2 separate regions of the Homo sapiens genome follow, and region 1 is linked to region 2. Evidence: read pairs that join two places in POLR2A ChIA-PET (ENCODE). Cell type or tissue: PC-9. All regions are shown on one strand. Each heading gives the region's core, and the rest is flanking DNA. Links, peaks and the distances in the headings are about the cores only.

Evidence for each region. ChIA-PET counts read pairs that join two places held together with the same protein. Peaks named below come from ENCODE experiments on the same cell type or tissue, not always from the same donor. Only the 100,000 strongest peaks of a DNase experiment are listed, where the experiment ranks them.
Region 1: POLR2A ChIA-PET joins it to region 2 with 8 read pairs; 2 of 35 experiments call an interaction of 5 or more read pairs at or near these places.

Annotation. Positions count from the first base shown.
Region 1 is chr12:6,160,696-6,166,066 of GRCh38, reverse strand. The region is part of intron 1 of LOC124902866 (a long non-coding RNA gene); the gene reads left to right. Among named protein-coding and RNA genes, the nearest start is that of CD9, 37 kb to the left of the region's middle. In PC-9, for the core only: no CTCF peak of the experiment used is centred there; no DNase peak of the experiment used is centred there.
Region 2 is chr12:6,320,936-6,326,306 of GRCh38, reverse strand. All of the region lies in intron 13 of PLEKHG6 (pleckstrin homology and RhoGEF domain containing G6), which reads right to left. Among named protein-coding and RNA genes, the nearest start is that of PLEKHG6, 13 kb to the right of the region's middle. RefSeq lists enhancers at 1,211-1,750, 1,751-2,292, 2,736-2,825, 2,876-2,945, 2,834-3,375. In PC-9, for the core only: CTCF peaks have their summits at 2,750 and 2,952; DNase peaks (open chromatin) are centred at 2,836 and 4,236; H3K27ac peaks cover 2,365 bases.

The DNA.
Region 1 (5,371 bases), core at 282-5,281, 160 kb after region 2:
TGGATCACGAGGTCAGGAGATCAAGACTACCCTGGCTAACATGGTGAAACCCCGTCTCTACTAAAAATACAAAAAAAATTAGCCGGGCGTGTTGGCGGGCGCCTGTAGTCCCAGCTACTCGGGAGGCTGAGGCAGGAGAATGGTGTGAACATGGGAGGTGGAGCTTGCAGTGAGCCGAGATAGCACCGCTGCACTCCAGCCTGGGCAACTGAGCAAGACTCCATCTCAAAAAAATAAAAATAAAAAAATAAAAATTTGTCTACTCCATACAATTTACTTGTATTGCCAAAATCAATACTCACAGTGCTTGCATGGCCATCCATGAACACAGAGCAGAGAAAAATTTGGCAGGATGTGCACATTCCCAGCAGAGGGTGAACAAGGTGACAGTCTGCCTTCTTGTTTCAGCTCATACCACAAGCAAGTGTCCTTTTCAAGGTCTACTTGGTACCATGTGTTTTGCATTTTTCTGCTGCGTGTTGGTGATTCCACTGTTTAAAATGGTCCCAGCATCATGCTGAAGTGCTGTCCAGAGTTCCTAAGTGAGAGAAAGCTGTGATGTGTCATGTGGAGAAAATATGTCTAGTAGTTAAGCTTCGTGCAGGCATGAGTTATAGTGCTGTTGGCTATGAGTTCAATGTGAATTATTCAGCAATATATATTGAATAAGGTGTCGTTAGACAGAAACACACATAAGAAAAAGTTATGCATTGATTTGTTGATGAAAATGTGACCAGAGGCTCACAGGAACCTCCCCTTGTATCTCCCCTAGGAGCACTGGTTTGGCATTCACTAATTCAGTGTTTGCAGTGACTCCATAAAACACAGCCACTATGAATAATGAGAATTGACTGTATTGGCCAGGCACAGTAGCTCACACCTGTAATCCCAGCACTTTGGGAGGCCAAGGTAAGCAGATCACTTGAGGTCAGGAGTTTCAGACCAGCCTGGCCAACATGGTGAAACCCTGTCTCTACTAAAAATACAAAAAATTAGCTGGGTGTGGTGGTGGGCACCTGTAATCCCAGCTACTCGGGAGGTCGCAGTGAGCCGAGATTGCACCACTGCCCTCCAGCCTGGGCAACAAGAGCAAAAGTCCGTCTCCAAAAAAAAAAAAAAAAAAAAAAGAAGAAGAAGAAGAAGAAGAAAAGAAGACAAGAATTTACTGTATTAACTCATCTTTTGAAAATTTTATTTACTTATTTTTATTTTTTATTGTTTTGAGACAGAGTCTCGCTCTGTTGCTAGGCTGGAGTGCAGTGGTGCGATCTGGGCTTACTGCAACCTCTGCCTCCCGGGTTCAAGCGATTCTCCTGCCTCAGCCTTCTGAGTAGCTGGGACTACAGGCGCCTGCCACCACACTTGGCTCATTTTTTGTATTTTTAGTAGAGACGGGGTTTCACCATGTTGGCCAGGATGGTCTCGAACTCCAGACCTCGTGATCCACCCGCCTCGGCCTCTCAAAGTGCTGGGATTACAGGCGTGAGCCCATGCCCGGCCTATTTATTTACTTTGAGACAGAGTCTCACTATGTCACCCACGCTTGAGTGCAGTGGCACGATCTCAGCTCTTTGCAACCTCCGTCTCTCAGGTTCAAGCGATTCTCCTGCCTCAGCCTCCAGAGTAGCTGGGCCTACAGGCGCATGCCACCATGCCCGGCTAATTTTTTATATTTTAGTAGAGACAGGGTTTCACTGTGTTAGCCAGGATGGTCTTGATCTCCTGACCTCGTGATCTGCCCGCCTCAGCCTCCCAAAGAAAATTTTATTTTTAATTAATTAATTATTATTATTATTTTGGGTGGAAACAGAGTCTTGATATGTTGCACAGGCTGATCTCGAACTGGACTCAAGCAGTCCTCCCGTCTCGGCCTACCAAAGTGCTGGGATTACAGGCATGAGCCACCATACCCGGCCGTATTAACTCATCTATTCACCACAACCACCATACTGGGTGGGTGCTCCGCTGTCATTATTGTCTAGATTTTACTGAGGCACTGAGGCACAGAGAAGCTGCCTAATTTGTCTGAGGCCATATGGATGGCAGAGCTGGGATCAACGCCAGGCAGTGGGGCCTCGAGGGTCCCCTAGCTACTCCTGAATTAGACAGGGCAACACGCAGAAAGCCTGAGGGCAGCCCCCTCTGTGTCATGCACATTCATCAAGGCTCTGCCACTCGGGGGCCCCATGGCCGTGGGATTAGACAGTCTCTGAAGTTCCTTCCACTTGGATATTCTAAGGCCCTGCAATTTCTGCCCGCTCTCCCAAGCTGCTGTGCACTTAGGAGTGGGCTGCAGCCTACTCCTACTCCTCCTACTCCAGGAGTGGTCTGCAGGCCTGCAGTGGGGAGCTGCAGCTACAGGACTGGAAATTGGGATGGATGAGCTGTGGGTATGGCAGGGAGGCTGTTGAGGTGGATGATGCCAAGGGCTCAGGAGGACCTTTGATGTCACCTCTTTTGGTTGTGCTGGTGTGCTTCGAGCTGGGGGTGGCTGGGAGGGGAAGGTTTGCTTCTTCTTTTTTGTACATGTGGAACTGAAGCTCAGAGAGCTTTCTCAACACAACAGGACACTATGGGACCCACCAGGAACAGATTCACCAGGGATGATATTAAAAATATTAAACAGGCCGGGCACAGTGGCTCATGCCTGTAATCTCAGCACTTTGGGAGGCTGAAGCGGGAGGATCACGAGGGCAGGAGATTGAGACCATCCTGGCTAACACGGTGAAACCCCGTCTCTACTAAAAATATAAAAAATTAGCTGGGCATGGCGGTGGGCGCCTGTAGTCCCAGCTACTCAGGAGGCTGAGGCAGGAGAATGGCGTGAACCTGGGAGGCGGAGTTTGCAGGAAGCTGAGATAGCACCACTGCACTCCAGCCCGGGCGACAGAGGGAGACTCTGTCTCAAAAAAAAAAAAAAAAAATTAAACATTGGTGTGGCACAGACACAAGCTGATCATCACAGATGCAGTTTTGGACATGGAGGCTGTCTGTACGGGGGGATGTTGGCTGAGTCAGGCCTGGTCCCAGGCCTGGTCCTGGCTGCTCTGCCCTGTGCCTTTCCCTCCATATCACGCTGATTTGCAGGGTTGGAGCAGATTTTTCTGTGTCTGTGAGAGTGATGGGATTGTGCTCTATCAAGTCACACCTATCTTTAGCTGCTGTCTTTCCTGAAAGCTTCTGGTGGTGGTGGTATAAGTGGTAGAAATCCACTCACCCTCACATTCACAATAACCCCATTACTCCCTGCTAGTGAGGGGTGAGAGCAAATATTCTGGAGAGAAGGTCTGAGTTCAAATCCCAGCATTCATCAGCCTGTGGCCCTGTGCTAATCGCCTCACCTTGCTAAACCCTGCTTTTCTTATGGGTAAAATTGAATTAAACTACCTACCTCATGGCATATTGTGAAGACCAAGTACAATTATGTGGGTGACAATGCTTTATATGCTGGAAAAGTCTGTGCGTAAAATGAAGGGGATTAACCCATTTATGCCGGATGTTGCAATTTTTTTGAATTGCAGACGTGTGAAAAATCAGACCTTGGCAATGACATAGAGCAGTGGGATATAAATAACTCCCGCATGCTTAGCGTTCCAATAATGGAACACTAGGCATAAAATTAAGCTGGGCTCCATCCTGAGAGGCTCACACAGGGAGTAGGAACCTAACACTAAGGTCAAATGCAACTGCGTTGGACATCCCTGTGCCAGAGCAGCTAGCAGTCTCCCTAATTTTTTTTTTTTTCTGGACAGGTTCTCACTCTGTCATTCAGGCTGCAATGCAGTAGTGTGATCTCGGCTCACTGTAGCCTTGACCTTCCAGGCTCAAAGTGATCCTCTCACCTCAGCCTCTCTAGTAGCTGGGACTATGGGCACATGCTACCACACCCAGCTATTTATTTTTTATTTTTTGTAGTGACGGGGTCTTACTATGTTGCCCAGGCTGGTTTTGAGATCCTGGACTCCAGTGATCCTCTCTCCTTAGCTTCCCAAACTGCTGGGATTACAGGTGTTAGCCACCATGACTGGCCCCAAATTCGCCTTTCCTTCTACCATAGTCATTGATTTAGTTGAAGACATGACTCCCCAGAATAAAATCTCTATTTCCCAGGCTCCTTTACACCCAGGGTAGCCACAGGGACAAGTTCTGGCCAATAGGATGTGAGTAGAAGGGGCGGAGGCAACCTCTGGGCATGTCCTTAAGCGGCAGGGGCCTCCCTCCTTCATTCCCCGGACCCGCAGCTCCATCCCCGCACGCCCCTGACCCAGCTTCCTCCTTCTGGCCGTCCAGAGGGCAGATGTGGTGATGGGCTGTCTGAGCCCATGAGATGAGGCCAGCCTCCCAGGGTGGAACAGCTGGGGCTGGCTCTCTGCCCTGTGGAGCTGCTGAGCAGCCCTGGACTACTTACGTTCAGAGAATTCCATGAGGGAGAAATGCATCCTAGCTCATTTCCTCCCGGGTGTTTGGGGCTGTTGCAGCAGTCAAGTTCATAGCCTGACCATGTGATAGTGAATCCCACAGTGACCTATGTTACTTCTCAACCAGCAGGTTACTAACGTGCTGCTTTTGTTCAAGGATGGGAGTTGAAGCTGGGAAGTGTGGAGGGGAGGTGGGTGCAAGAATTCCCTTGAGAAGGGTCAGGAAGTCATCACTCGTCAGATTAGTCCCACAGACTTCGTGGGGGAGGCAGGACTTTAGGAATGTTCACAGTGTAGATATTCCTTCTTCCCCTACCGGTTCCCCCATGTCGTCTTTTTGTCCTTGCTCCCCTCCTCTCTCCCTGATCATCGTCCTGGCCCGGCACCCACTCCACATTCCTGAGGATATGGTGAGGAAGAACGAGACCCATTTTTGCCTTGCAGGCTGGTTATGATACAGACTCAGGCCTCTCAGGTCCAAAACCTGGGCCATCCTCCACCCTTCTCTCTCTCCCACCCCATGTAGACTTCGTCAGCAGATCCTGCCAGAGCTATTTCAAAATATGACCGGATCACCCCTTTCCATCCCTCCTCTCCTGCTCTAAGCCCCCATCATCTTTGGCCTAAACTTTGCTTTAGCCCCCTAATGACTCTCCATGCTTCCACCCTCATCCCCACCCCCGCTAACGCAGTCTGTTCCCAACAGAGCACCCAGAACGATTTCCTTAGAACGTAAATCAGACCATGTCACTTTTCTGCGCAATTTTCCAGTGGTCCCCATCTCTCTCAGAGGACACTCCAAATTCTTTTCGTGGCCCCCAGGGCCCTAACTGATGCTCCCACCTTGCCCCTCAGCATTTCACTTGGGTGTGCCTAGAGCACAGCAGGCGTGTTCCTGCCTCACGGTGCTGGCGTGCAGCCCTCTTTGTCTAGATTCTCCATGGCTTGTCTGT
Region 2 (5,371 bases), core at 180-5,179:
TTGAGACTGAGTCTTGCTCTGTCACCCAGACTAGAGTGCAGTGCCACAATCTTGGCTCACTGCAACCTCCACCTCCTGGGTTCAAGCGATTCTCCTGCCTCAGCCTCCTTAGTAGCTGGGATTACAGGCGCCCGCCAACGTGCCCGGCTAATTTTTGTATTTTTAGTAGAGATGGGGTTTCACCATCTTGGCCAGGCTGGTCTCAAACTCCTGACCTTGTGATCCACCCCCCTTGGCCTCCCAAAGTGCTGGAATTAGACGTGTAAGCCACCGTGCCCGGCCTACATTACCTTATTTAATCTTTACAAAAACCCCATGAACCAGATATTTTTACCCCACCTTACTACTGAGACATGGAGACTCTAAGGTTAAGTAACTGTCTGAGGGGGTACTTCTTACCATAAGAAAGTGGGGTGGTGCCGGGATTTGGTGGCACCAAACTCTGGAGCTAGTGTTGGGGGTGAGTGGGGTGAACAGAATGGCCCTTTTCCTACCTGTACAGGTCTTCCTGCTTCTCATGTCCCATTGGCAGACCTGTTATCAGGTCTTCCCCCTCCTTCAGGAAGCCCTCCCTGGTTGGTGGTGATGGTAGAATAAGTGTTCTGAATTGGTACTGGTTGCTCCTTCAAGAGCATCCCTCTCCTACCACCTGGGCCTCTGCCCTGAAGCTGGGAGGAGCAGGAGGGCAGAACGTGGGCAGAGGTGGGCTTTGTCCCAGGCTGAGGACTCTGCTGTCCTTCAGAGGGAGGAAAGTTCCTAGAAGGCTGAGGAGAGGACGCATTATATTATCTGCCTTCTCCCTCCCTCAGCGATTTCATACAGGTACCATCAAAAGGAAATAGCGCCACCTGAGAAAAAATTTTCAAAGCACTTTTGCACATGTGGTCATTTGATACACATCATTGCCCTGTGGTGTGGAGAACATGAATGTTAGCCCATTTTACAGACAAGAAACCTAGACCTAGAGAGGTGAAGTGACTTGCTCAAGGTGCCACAGGTATGGAGAAGCAGAGCTGGGACAGGGCCTTGCTCTTTGAGTCCTAGTTCAGTCACTGCAACACTTTCAAGGACAGCCTTGAAGGGTAAAGAGTTACAGAAGGTCGGTTGTTGGCTTGGGGAGGGGGAGGGGGAGGGAGAGGGAAGAGAAGGTGGCAGAGCTGAGGTTGGAGGCGGAGGCAAGCCTTGGCAAAAGGGAGGTACTGGTGGCTGCTGTGGGCAGCACTGATATCAGGACTTGCTGGTATGGCCATATCCTTGTTAAAATATTGAAGTCTTCCATGCTGGTAAGGGAATGGCTGCTGCCTGGGCCTCAACCACTTCCCCCATCCCCATGATCTAGCAACTAAGGGAGATAACCTCTGGCACAGCAGAGGACCTCTAGTGCAGCGCTCCTTTCTGATTGGTTGATGCCCATGCTATACTAATTGTTAAATATTTCCACTATCTCCCCAGCTTGAAGTATATGAGCCAGCAACTCCTGGGCACCTGGACTTTCCCAAAGCCTCTCAAGAAACCCGGGGAGCAGCTGGGTCAGGACAAGAGACGAAATGGATGAACAGGGATAGGAAAATGACACCAGGCTTATAGTTCCCATTCTGCTTTTTCTGGCTCTCCAGTCACTTATTCCCAAGGCTGACAGCATTCTCATAAGATGTGGTCTGTTGGCCGGAGCAGGGGAGGGTACCTGGGGGTAGGAAACCTGCCAGGGCCGGGACCTGGGGCAGGACTCCCTCTTTCCCAGGCCTCATCTCCCAACTCCATGTGAAGGGAGGGAAGAAGTGAGAAAAGAGAGGGTGGAGGCGCTGGGCCGATCTGCTTGTCCTGCTGGGGTGCCCTTTTGCCCCACAGGACCCAAATTCAGGTTTGTGTTTCGGGTGCCAAGGAAGGGATGTTACGGGAAAGAAGAACTGGAAGGAAGCAGGGTTTCTGTAAGGGACGTTCAATGCCATCATCTCTGCTAAACTTGCCCCTTGCCCGACCCCAGGAAGAGGCTGGAGGAGGCGGCGGGGGGGGGAGGGGGGCGAGGGGGAGCCCCGAGTACGGGGTAGGGGGTCGGGGGAATGGGCGGGATGGGGCTCTTGGAGGTGCCTCCCAGCGAGCCCAAAGCCTCTCCAGCAACCCTGGGAGAATTTTCTCGGCTTGGTTAAGAGGAGAGACACATGGGGGCAGAGGGGACGGGAAAGGAAAAGGAAATTGGCGCTTAAGCCAGAATGTGACCCCCCTACAAAACTGAGAAGAGGAAGGGAGGGCCCCTAGCAGGATTCTTCTTCCTTTGTACCCATGGAGAGGAAATGCCTCCTTTCCCTGCTGTCTCTGGGGTGGCTCCTAGATTCACCCACTCTCCTCCCAGAACTCCCCAGTGCCGGACTAAAACCGAACTCTGAAACGTGCCCACTGACTTCCTGAGCAACAGATGCGGATGCGTTTCCCCAGTCAGCAGCAGGCCCTACCCAGGCCCCAAAGACCACCCCTTTCTTCTAATGATGACAACGGCAAACATTTATGGAGTGCCCATACAGTGCTGGGCCTTGTGCCTGGCCACTTGCGGACTGTCTGTCCTGCGTGCACTGCAACTCCCCAAGAGGTGAAGTAACTCCCTGACAGCTGCTCGGGCCTCTCCTTCAGACCCTGGCTCTTAGCCTCGGCTGCCTCCTTCAGTCTCCCTGCTTTAATTTCTTGGTCGCCATCTCTGACGGCTCTTTCTGTTCCTGTCTCTGTTCCTTTTCCTCTTCTCAGTCCCTGGGCATTCCCCAAGATTCAGTCTCTTCTCCCTGGAGAAGCTTACTTTCTCTAAAAGTGTGAGTCATCACAGCTAGACCCGCTAGGAATAAATCTGCAAGTCAACGTTTCTGCCAGGGTGAGAAAACAATAGTCTGCCCCCTGGGGATTGCTCTATGAAAGGGACCAACAGAGTTTCTACTGCCCTCTTCAGTGTATAAAGACTGATGGCTCTAGAGAGGATTCCCTAATAATCTGGTGTGAGACAATAGCAGGAAAAGTCATTTCAAAGTTTCAGTTTTCTTTGTTTTGCTAAGGAAGGCCAGGGAGCCTTGGTGCATATCTTGGTTATAGATCTTGACAGATCTTTCCTGTTAGCCTGGAGTGAGACTACCAGGGGACTGAGTTGTTTTGCATAGTAAAATACCCGTAATTTTCAGTAGCTCTTGGGATTCTGAAAGGGAGAAGGTGAGAGTCTGGCTGTTGTTCTGTGACTAAAAACCAAAAAAAAGAGGAGAAAGTTCTGAAGGTGGAGGTGGCAGTTCCGAAGGAAAAAAGGCAGCCTGCCATTCACTGCCAGCCCCACTGGCTATCCTGGGGAGTTGGGGCTCTAGGGACACCGATGCCACTAGCTTGCGCTTTTGTCCCTGGGCTCCCCCTTGAGCCTCTAGCCTTCAGGAAAATGTTTTATTTAACTTTTTTTTTTTTTAGACAAGGTCTCACCCTGTTGTCTGGGTTGTAGTGCAGTGGTGGGAACATAGCTCACCGCAGGCTCTATCTCCCGGGTTCAAGTGATCCTCCCACCTCAGCCTCCCGAGTAGCTGGGACTACAGGCATGCGCCACCAGGCCCAGCTAATTTTTGTATTTTTTGTAAAGATGGGGTTTTGCCATGTTGGCCAGGCTGGGTCTTGAACTTCTGGTCTCAAGCCATCTGCCTGCCTCAGCCTCTCAAAGTGCTGGGATTAGAGGAGGTGAGCCACTACGCCTGGCCAAGAAAATTTGATTAACCACCAGAATGATGTCACTTGCCAGTCAGTCCAGCCTAGTGGAAAGTGTGTTTAGGCTTAGGTGGAAGTGGTGGAGAGAAGTCCCTGCCATGCAGAGGGGACAGTGAACCGAGCCGGAAGCAGGGGACAGGGCAGATGGGAGACCACTGTCATCACAAAACCCACCTGCCTCCCCTTGGGGTGTGTTTTTTGTCCTCCTCTTTCACTTGAATTCCAGGTCTTTGTTTCTGTTTCTTTTGTTCCCAAAGCCCCTAAGATATCTCCACTAGGTTATATCTTGGCTGCCTCAATTTCAAAGCGCTGCTGTTTAAATATTCCTACAGTAAAGCCACCTCACTGAGGAAGCAATAACTAAACAAACACATTTCCCTTTCCCTTTCTAATGACTGCATTTCTGTCTGGGGTCCCATTGCCAATGCAGTGTTCCAAACTGAAGCTTCGGGAGGCCAACTGTGCTCTTTGCCGCTGGGTATCTGGAGTTCCTGAGCCTGTGCCCAGTGCTGGCCCCAGGCTGTGTGCCTAAGCCGAATGACAGCTTTGAATCTCCCTAGGAAGCAGGTAGTCATTGTGTATATCTGTTTTGCAGATGACGAAATTGAAGTTGAGGGAGGTCATATAACTTACCCAAGGTCACATGGCTAGGACCTGGTAGGACCGGTGTCTGAACCTGGATTTTTCTGAATTCAGTATAGACTTTAACCAAAGTATCCCTAAGGCTCCCCCTTCTCTTCCCTCTTCTTTTTTTTTTTTTTTTAAGACAGAGTCTCGCTCTGTCGCCCAGGCTGGAGTGCAGTGGCGCGATCTCGGCTCACTGCAAGCTCCGCCTCCCGGGTTCACGCCATTCTCCTGCCTCAGCCTCCCGAGTAGCTGGGACTACAGGTGCCCGCCACCGCGCCCGGCTAATTTTTTGTCTTTTTTAGTAGAGATGGGGTTTCACCGTGGTCTCAATCTCCTGACCTCGTGATCGGCCCGCCTCGGCCTCCCAAAGTGCTGGGATTACAGGCGTGAGCCACCGCGCCCGGCCTCTTCCCTCTTCTTTAGGTCCTTTCTTCTCCTTTGTTTTTTGTCCCTTTTTGCAATGTCTCCCTAAGGCTGTGGCACTAAACCTTCCATGTTTCACACCCAAACTAGTACAATAAACCTCCTGTCACCAATTTCTCCCTCCTCCAGCCCACCCAGCACACTGCTACCTGATTTCCTGAAAACCTAATTCAAGAGGAAACACACTGATTTCACCCTTGCTCAAGAATTCATGGCAGGGCTATGCACGGTGGCTCACGCCTGTAATCTCAGCACTTTGGGAGGCCGAGATATGCAGATTGCTTAAGCTCAGGAGTTCAAGACCAGCCTGGACAACATGGAAAGACCCTGTCTCCACAAAAAGATGCAAAAAATTAGCCAGGTGTGGTGGTACACACCTGCAGTCCCAGCTACTTGGGAGGCTAAGCTGGGAGACTCACTTGAGCCCAGGAAGTTGAGGCGGCAGTGAGCTGTGATCATGCCACTGCACTCTAGCCTGGGTGATGGAGTAAGACTCTGTCTCAAAAGAAAAAAAAAAAGAATTCACGGTGGCTGTCTCTTGTTGACCCTATTTAACTCAAGCGCATCCAGGCCACAGGGTTCTGCAGCTCTGAGATTCTGCAGA